Regions from separate parts of the Homo sapiens genome. Here region 2 is linked to region 1. Evidence: chromatin loops called from intact Hi-C (ENCODE). Cell type or tissue: mammary epithelial cell. All regions are shown on one strand.

The links. Hi-C counts contacts between places; a loop is a spot of excess contacts. Peaks named below come from ENCODE experiments on the same cell type or tissue, not always from the same donor. Only the 100,000 strongest peaks of a DNase experiment are listed, where the experiment ranks them.
Region 2: a loop joins it to region 1, with 2.2 times the contacts of the local background. A loop is called at or near these places in 1 of 110 quality-filtered maps.

What each region holds. Positions count from the first base shown.
Region 1 is chr21:35,084,797-35,088,796 of GRCh38, forward strand. No RefSeq gene overlaps it. Among named protein-coding and RNA genes, the nearest start is that of RUNX1, 37 kb to the left of the region's middle. In mammary epithelial cell, no CTCF peak of the experiment used is centred here; DNase peaks (open chromatin) are centred at 305 and 1,785; H3K27ac peaks cover 2,668 bases.
Region 2 is chr21:35,161,241-35,165,240 of GRCh38, forward strand. No RefSeq gene overlaps it. Among named protein-coding and RNA genes, the nearest start is that of RUNX1, 110 kb to the left of the region's middle. In mammary epithelial cell, no CTCF peak of the experiment used is centred here; a DNase peak (open chromatin) is centred at 2,311; H3K27ac peaks cover 1,382 bases.

The sequences.
Region 1 (4,000 bases):
GCTAATTTTTGAGGGATAATGATAATGCCTGCCATTTTTTAGTATTAGTATGTGCCAGAATGTAGGCTAATGTCATCACAAAGTTATCTCTTTCAATTCTCCTAACAACCCTTAGAGGCAGATATTATTTTTCTCATTTTACAGTTTGGGAAGCTGAGACTTAGAGAAATTCAGATACTTGCTCAGGGTCACATAGATAAAGTTAGAACCACGATTTGAATCCAGATTTATCTTGTGAGATCATAATATCCTGCCTTCCTGTCTTCTTATGTATACTGACTCACACAAAGGAATTTATTTGGTCATTCATCCAGTCGTCTCAGAAATTCCTCAGTCATCTTCTGTATTGCATAGTTTAGCTAAGCTATATTAGATGAAGGGCCAATAAAAATAAATAAGACATGTTCATGTTCGCAAGGAGCTTTTCTGAGCAAGAATCTGAGCCTTGTTTAATTTTATCAATAAAATGGGATTCTATATATTTCTTGCAATCTTTAATGTATGAATCAGGATAAGCTGTGTTATGATGCAGTAACAAGCAACCTCATGATTTCAATGATTTAAAACAAGGTTAATTTATTGCCCATGCTATTTATCTCCTGAGGCTTAGGAAGGAATTCTGTTCCATGTTGTTCTCATTTTCACCCTAAAATGCAGGACAGTTTAGACCAGTAATGGTCACAGTGGCAGAAGAAAATAACTCTGGGGGTCTCAATGGGGGGCTGATATAGTTTGGATTTGTGTCCCCACCCAAATCTCATGTTGAAATGTAATCCCCAATGCTAGAGGTGGGGGCTGGGTGGGAGGTGATTGGGTCATGGGGGTGGTTTCTCATGAGTGGTTTAGTACCAGTACTATTGTTGCGAGTGAGTTCTCATGAGCTCTGGGTTGTTTAAAAGTGTGTAGTACCTCCCCCCTCTATCTTTCTCCTGCTCTGGCTGTAAGACACACCTGCTGCCCCTCTGCCTTTCACCAAGATTGTAAGTTTCCTGAGGCCTCCCCAGAAGCAGAAGCTGTTATGCTTCCTGTACAGCTTGCAGAACCATGAGCCAATTAAACCTCTTTTCTTTATCAATTACCAAGTCTCAGGTATTTCTTTATAGCAATGAGATAACTGCTAATACAGGCACTTTACTTATACTCACAATGCATTGGCCAGAGCAAGTTGTATCCCACCACAGAGGAGCCAGGATGGGGAATCCTCTAGAAGGTGGAAGTGCCAGAAGAAGGAAGAACCAGAATATCTGGAAACCAGCACTAAGGACTACCATATATATGATAATTTAAGAATTTATAGTCCAATATATGGAAAAACTTTAAAAACAGAAAACATTTTGTGCCTGAAATATTATCAGTGGCATGAAATTCTATGGGGAAATTTGATAATTCTGAGATTTTTTTTCACATTCCTTCTTTCAGGCTATGTTAAAGGGGCAAAAAAGGATATTTACTAGAAAGGTTATTATGAGTCCTTTATTTTTTGCTTTTTCAATCTATCAGACACTGCTTCAGCTAACAGCTCTGAAGGACCAGCCAGAGGTGGACAAAACCTGCTATCAATAACAAAACGAAAAGCTGAGTAGAGTATGCACACATACACACACACACACACACACACACACACACACAATCTGAGTAAAGACTCACTAAAATGGACTAGATTTGAGGGTTCAGTATCTTAAAGAGAAAGCCTGCTCATTGAGGGAAAGAGAAACCTGCCATTCTATGCTGATTTTCCCCTAAGGCTTTTTCCTGTCCATATCCTGGGCAAAGAGGCTGAGCAAGTGAGTCAGGAATAACTCAGTGGCAAAGAGGAAGAGACTCTGAGCAGAGCTTTTGTGAGTCTCGTGGCCCCAGGGAGACAAAAATTGATGTTCAGCCCTGCTAAGGCAACCAGGACTTGAGGGGCCAAAATTCCAAAGGAAAGGGAAGCAGAGAGAAATGAGACCAACACCCTGAGCTGCTTTTCTCGTAAAGTTTTTGGTTGATTATTAAATTGTTCCTGCTGAAAGGTAGATAAACTGAGTAGAAATCAGTTGCTAAGAGGCCAAAAACTTGATGCAGAATTCTTGGATATCTCATGATACTGCAGTGAAAAAAATGTGGTTCAAAGCCTGCCAAAGGAGAAGAGCCTAGTTATTAACCCAGCTGAAACCCGTGAAGTACAGTCAGACCTCCCTAATGGTGGGTTCTGCGTCTATGGATTAAACCAATTTAGGACTGAAAATACTCAGGGGAGAAAAAAAGGTGGTTGTTTGTATTGCATATGTACTGACCTTTTTTTCTTGTCATTATTTCCTAAACAATAGGCTATAACAACTAACTACATAGCATTTACATTGCATTAGAATTTATAAGTAATCTAGAGATGATTATATATATAAGAGGATATGTGTGGGTTATATGAAAACACTATACCATTTTACAAAAGGGACCTGAGCATCTGTGGATTTTGGTATTTGCTTGGGGCCCTAGAACCAATTCTCCGTGGTTACTAAGGGCTGATTGTACTATATTTCAGGAATAAGGGCAAGCCAGAAATTAGATAAAGCCTTGTAAGACTAAAATCCAATTTGAAACCAGCTCAATTTCTGATTGGATTAAGGGATCTGCCTCAAGAAGACAAAGAAAATCCTTTTTGAAATTACATAAAATAATTCAGAAATTTTACATGATTTTTCATAGTGTTTAGGATTTAATAAACAGTACCAGGCATATCAACAAACAAAACCAAGAAAGAAGAAAAAAAATGAAAATTACAATATCTGATTTAACCGTGTCACATATGTGATTACTAGGGGATCACACAGCTGGAGAGCAGATTTGTTGTTTAGAATGTAGGCCAGTAAAAAATTTTCAAGCTGAGGCAGAGAGGAAAGACTTCTATGCAACAAACTATGAAATGCTTTTGTGGGAAAGTAAAAAGAACATAAAAAAGAAAAATAAACACAAGAAAATAAATAAATAATTTCCATGAATTAGAATATTACAAAAATAGTAACTTTCCCTAAATTGAACTTTTGATTCAATGAAGTCTAAATGAGAATCACTACAAGTTTGTATTTTTGTGTGTGGAAATTGAGTAGCTGATATTTAAAAATGTAGGCAGAAATGCAGAGGATCAATAAGAGCCTTGTTTATCTCCAAGAACAAAGTCGGAGGATTTAAATGACCAGATTTGAAGCTGTGATATCAGTACAAAGGTACTGGGTAAGTTAGTATAACTGCTTTTGGGAAAATAGATCAATGGCAAGAAAGAAAAAAAAGATAAGAGAAAAAAAGAGAAACAAAAACATCCAGTGGGAAAAGAATGATTTTTAAATATTCATAAGGACAGCCACATTGAAAAAAAATGAATTTCAACCCTAGCTCACTCCATACACAAAAATTAAATGTAGATGGGTTGTAGATCTACATGTGAAAGGTTAAATTAAAAAGCTTCTAGAGGATACACAAGATAATGTTCATTGCCTTCATGAGCTAGGCAAAGGTCCTTAACTAGGACACAAGAAGCATTAGTCATTAAGAAAATTTGATGAATTGAATCACATTAAAATGAAGAATTTCTGTTTATCACACTGACACCATTAAGTGGGTGAAAGTGCATGTCACAGAGTGAGAGTGACAAGGGACTCATGACAAATCACTAAGAAAAAGACAGACATCCAAATAGGAAAATGGGCAAAAACGTTAAACAGGCAGTCAGAAAAAGAAGCTATTTAATTGGCCGATAAGCAGGTGCAAAGATGCTCAACATCAACTGAGTAAGGCAAATGCAAATTAAAATTAATAGTGGAACTGCATCACTCATCTGCCAGAATGACTAAGACAAACAAAACTTACAGCACTAGTCAGTGTTACTGAGGAATGCTCACTTTCCTACAGTGTGGTGGGAGTGTAAATTAGTACTATCATTTTTGACAAAATGAGTGGGAGTATTTACTGAAGTTACACATACACATAAACTTTGACTAGAAATTGCACTCTCAGTTTATACATT
Region 2 (4,000 bases), 76 kb after region 1:
CGCATGAAGAGGCAAATCTCTTCCCAAGCTCCATCTTCTGTAGAAGCCAAGCTTCTGGTCCTGCTCTTATCTTTTTCATGAACATTCGCCAGTCCCTGCTGTCACTCTTGCTCCCCACAGTCTCCATCTGGCCCCTCAGCCAGGTTCCCTTTGAAATGTAAGTTATATTGTAGCACTCCCCTGCTTAAAACTCTATTGTGGTTTCCCATCATGCTTAGACTAAAGCTGAGGGTCAAGGCCATGATCTAAAGGCCTTGCCATAATCTGTAGCAGTGGATCTCAATGTAGGGTGATTTCACATCCACCCCCAAGATACCTGGCAATGTCTGGAGACATTTTTGGCCGTCACAATTTGTGGGGAGAGGTTGCTAATAGCATCTAGTGGGTATAGGCCAGGGATGCTGCTAGCATTCTACAGTACACAGGACTCGCCACCAGCTACAATGACAAACAATTATCCAGCCCCAAATGCCAATGGTGCCAAGGCAGGAAGACCCTGCCCTACAGGGCCCTCATACTCTGGTCCTGCCTATCCTGCGTACCCTCGCTGATGCATTCCTCCTGGGTCACTCTCATCCTGGCCAGTCATGCTTTCCTCAGATGCACCATTGCTACCTTAGGACATTTTGTACCTTCTTCCTCTGATGCCTCCCCTAAATGTTCTCCAGGCTTGCCCCTTCTCACTGTGCAGGTTTCTGCCAAAACGCTGCTCCTTAAGGCTTTCTCCAATTCTATAATCTAAACTAGCTCCTCCTCTCCCACTGCCCTCCTGCTTTCTTCACAGCACTTTGATCATCTGAAATGCTATGACTTAATGGCCTCGTTCTGTCTTTATCATCTGTCTTCTTTGCTGGGAGGTGAGCTCCCTGAGAGCACGGCTTTGTCCCATCCCCAGAGCAGCACCAGCACTTGGTCACTCAAGAGATAGCTACCAATTAAGTAAAGGGAAGAATGCCTGTCTGGGGCCTGGCTCCCTAAGATGCTGATCCTGGGGTGCAATGACAGGTGATCCCTGACTCTCTTAATACTCATCCAACAAGGACTCTTCAATTCGATTTTGAAGCTGTTTGGCCTTACATTTGCCTAACACCCACCCAACACAGCATAGGAAGGCCATTGGATCCAAAGGGTTACAAGTCATAGGACCAAATGCCAGGCATCTTGGATGAGCCTGCTTTGGTCAAAGAACCTTCACTGCATTCTCCTTCACTCTGGACTTTGGGTTTTCCCATTCATGGGTTGGGTAGCATGACCAACCTCAAACACTAGATTCAAGTGCAATTTCCAACCTTGTTTGGACTGTATCACGCAAAGCACACGCACGCATGAGAGTACACGTACAGGGTCACAGACATGTTATCATATAGGGCATAGATCCTCTTTTAGCAAGCCAACCACAGTGTTGGTCAAACTATTTCTATTACAACATAAATGCAACTCAAATAGAAGCAAGTCTCTGTAGTCTGAGAGTTGGGGAGAGGTGAGCCTGGTGAAAGCTCTTCAGAGTGTCCCACGGGAACCTAGTGTTCCCAAGCAGGGTAGGTTTGGGGTTCAATTTAATTCATTTACAGTGGAAACATTTTACAGCATCGCATGAAGTTTTCTTTTATAAAGTAAATTTCGAACCCACCCATCCTCATAACTTCTGATCTCCTGTCAGTACCAGTTTTCTTTTTTTTTTCTTTTCTTTCTTTCTGAAGAGAGGTCTCCCTAGGGTAAAAAGTAAAAACAGCTTTTCCTGGAAAAGTTCATGCTACCCTCATTTACCTTTTGCATAACAAAAGCCCAGACTCTAATTCTGAATAGCTGTTTTGTGTAGTTGAACCAGGTGTCCCGCTTGGAGAGACTGAACATTGGAAGTCAGAGAAATGCCAATTTGCTGTGTTTCAAAATACTTTGTTTCAATTGCTGCCAAAGCCTGGGGCAAAATGCTATAATCTATTTCCAGTTGTAGCTTTTCAGCTGGCTCAGCCTATTTTTTAAAAAATTTATTAACATGCCCAAGTGACAGTATCACTTATTAACCTTATTGATCTGGGAAAAATTTTGTTAACTATAAAACATATTCATTATTTGGGGTTAGTACTAGTGACTTCTTGACAGCAAAACATCCAAGTCTTAGAAGGTGAAAACTGATTTATAAATACATAGCAAACATGCTAATTAAAATACATCAGTGATGTATGTCTGTAGATTAAATAATCAGATGATATTAAGTGAAACGGAGAAAGGCACGTTGCCACTGTATTTGAGGTAGACTACTGACACATCTGATTACAACATATTTTCAATTTAGAGTGTGAGAGAGACATTCTACCATTGTTAGTCACATCACATCTGGTCGATCCAGTCCTATATTTTTCTGAATGTGCCACATTTGCAAAGAAAGATCTTAAGGAAAAGGCAGCATATGGTTTGCTAACTACCAGAGACATGAAAGGCTTTCAGATAAATGCATAAGTCTCATTCATTCAACAAATATTTTCTGAGGATTTACTAGGGGCTAGGTATGATTGCAGATGCTGAGTCTGCAAAGTAAACATATATACTTATGTGAACACAGTATTCAGCACCTGGGGCCCTGCACTGGGATTTTATCAGAATTCTTAGACAGCATTTGGATAAGCTTATTCCTCATAGATCTCTGCTTTCTCTCTCCAAAGGATGAAGCTGAAGACTGGAGAAGTGTATACAATGGAAAGGAATGGGATCTGTAGTCAAAGATGTGGAATCAAACTTTGACACTTGACAAACTGAGTTGGCCAAATGGTTTTACATCCTTGAGTCTCAGGATCCTTCTTTATAAAGTAACCCAACCTCATCAGGGTGGAGTCATGGCAAAACAAGGTAGGGTATATACATTGCTGGTGGAATGCAAAGTGGTACAGCCACAGTGGAAAACAGTTTGATGGTTCTTCCAAGAGTTAAAGCTACCATACGACCCAGAAATTCCACTCCTACCTACATACTGAAAAGAATTAAAGACAGATGCTCAAACAAATACAGGTACTCCTATGTTCACAGCAGCATTATTCACAAGAGACAAGAGATGAAAACAACCCGAACGCCCAATAATAGATGAATGGATAAAGAAAATGTGGTATATACAGACAATGGTGTATTATTCAGCCCTAAAAAGGAATGAAATTTGGATACATGCTACAACGTGGACGTACCTCAAAAACATTACACCCAGCAAAAGAAGCCAGATGCAAAAGACCACATACTGCATGATTCTATTTATATGAAATATCTAGAATAGGAAAATCCACAGGAACAGAGAGTAGATTGGTGGTTGCCATAGGCTGCGGGAGAGGGAATAAGGAGTGATTTTTCATGGCCACAGAGTTCCTTTCAGGTGATGCAACTGTTTTGCAAGTAGATAGAGGTAGTGGTTGTACAACATCGTGAATGTACTAAGTGCCATTGAAATGTTCACTTTTAAAATGATCAAGATTATTTTTGAATTTCATCTGAGTTGAAAAAAAAATGAGTGTATATGAAAATATTCCTTATATGTTTTTAGTGACTTACCCAGGGTCACTCAGGTGGTTGGAAGATGGGTGGATAAAAGGCTATGTAGAGAGGTCAGAGGGAGTCTGAATCTTCTAGTGACTCATTCTATTTATTTATTAATAATCGAGCAATAAACGTATATATTTGTGAACATCATGATGCTTTGATACATGTATCCCTTGTGGAATGGCTAAATCAAGCTAATTAACATATGCATCACCCTACTTATCATATTTTTTGGTAGTGAGAACACTTGGTATTTACACTTTCAGCAATTTTTATGTATAAAACATACTGTTATTGACTAGAGTCACCATGCTGCACAATAGATCTCCAGAACTGATTCCTGCTGTCTAACAGAAATTTTGTATCCTTTGACCATCATGTTTCCCAACCCTCATCCCCAGCCTCTGGAAACCACCATTCCACTCTGTGCTTCTACGAGTTTGACTTTTTCAGATTCCACATATGAGTGAGATCATGT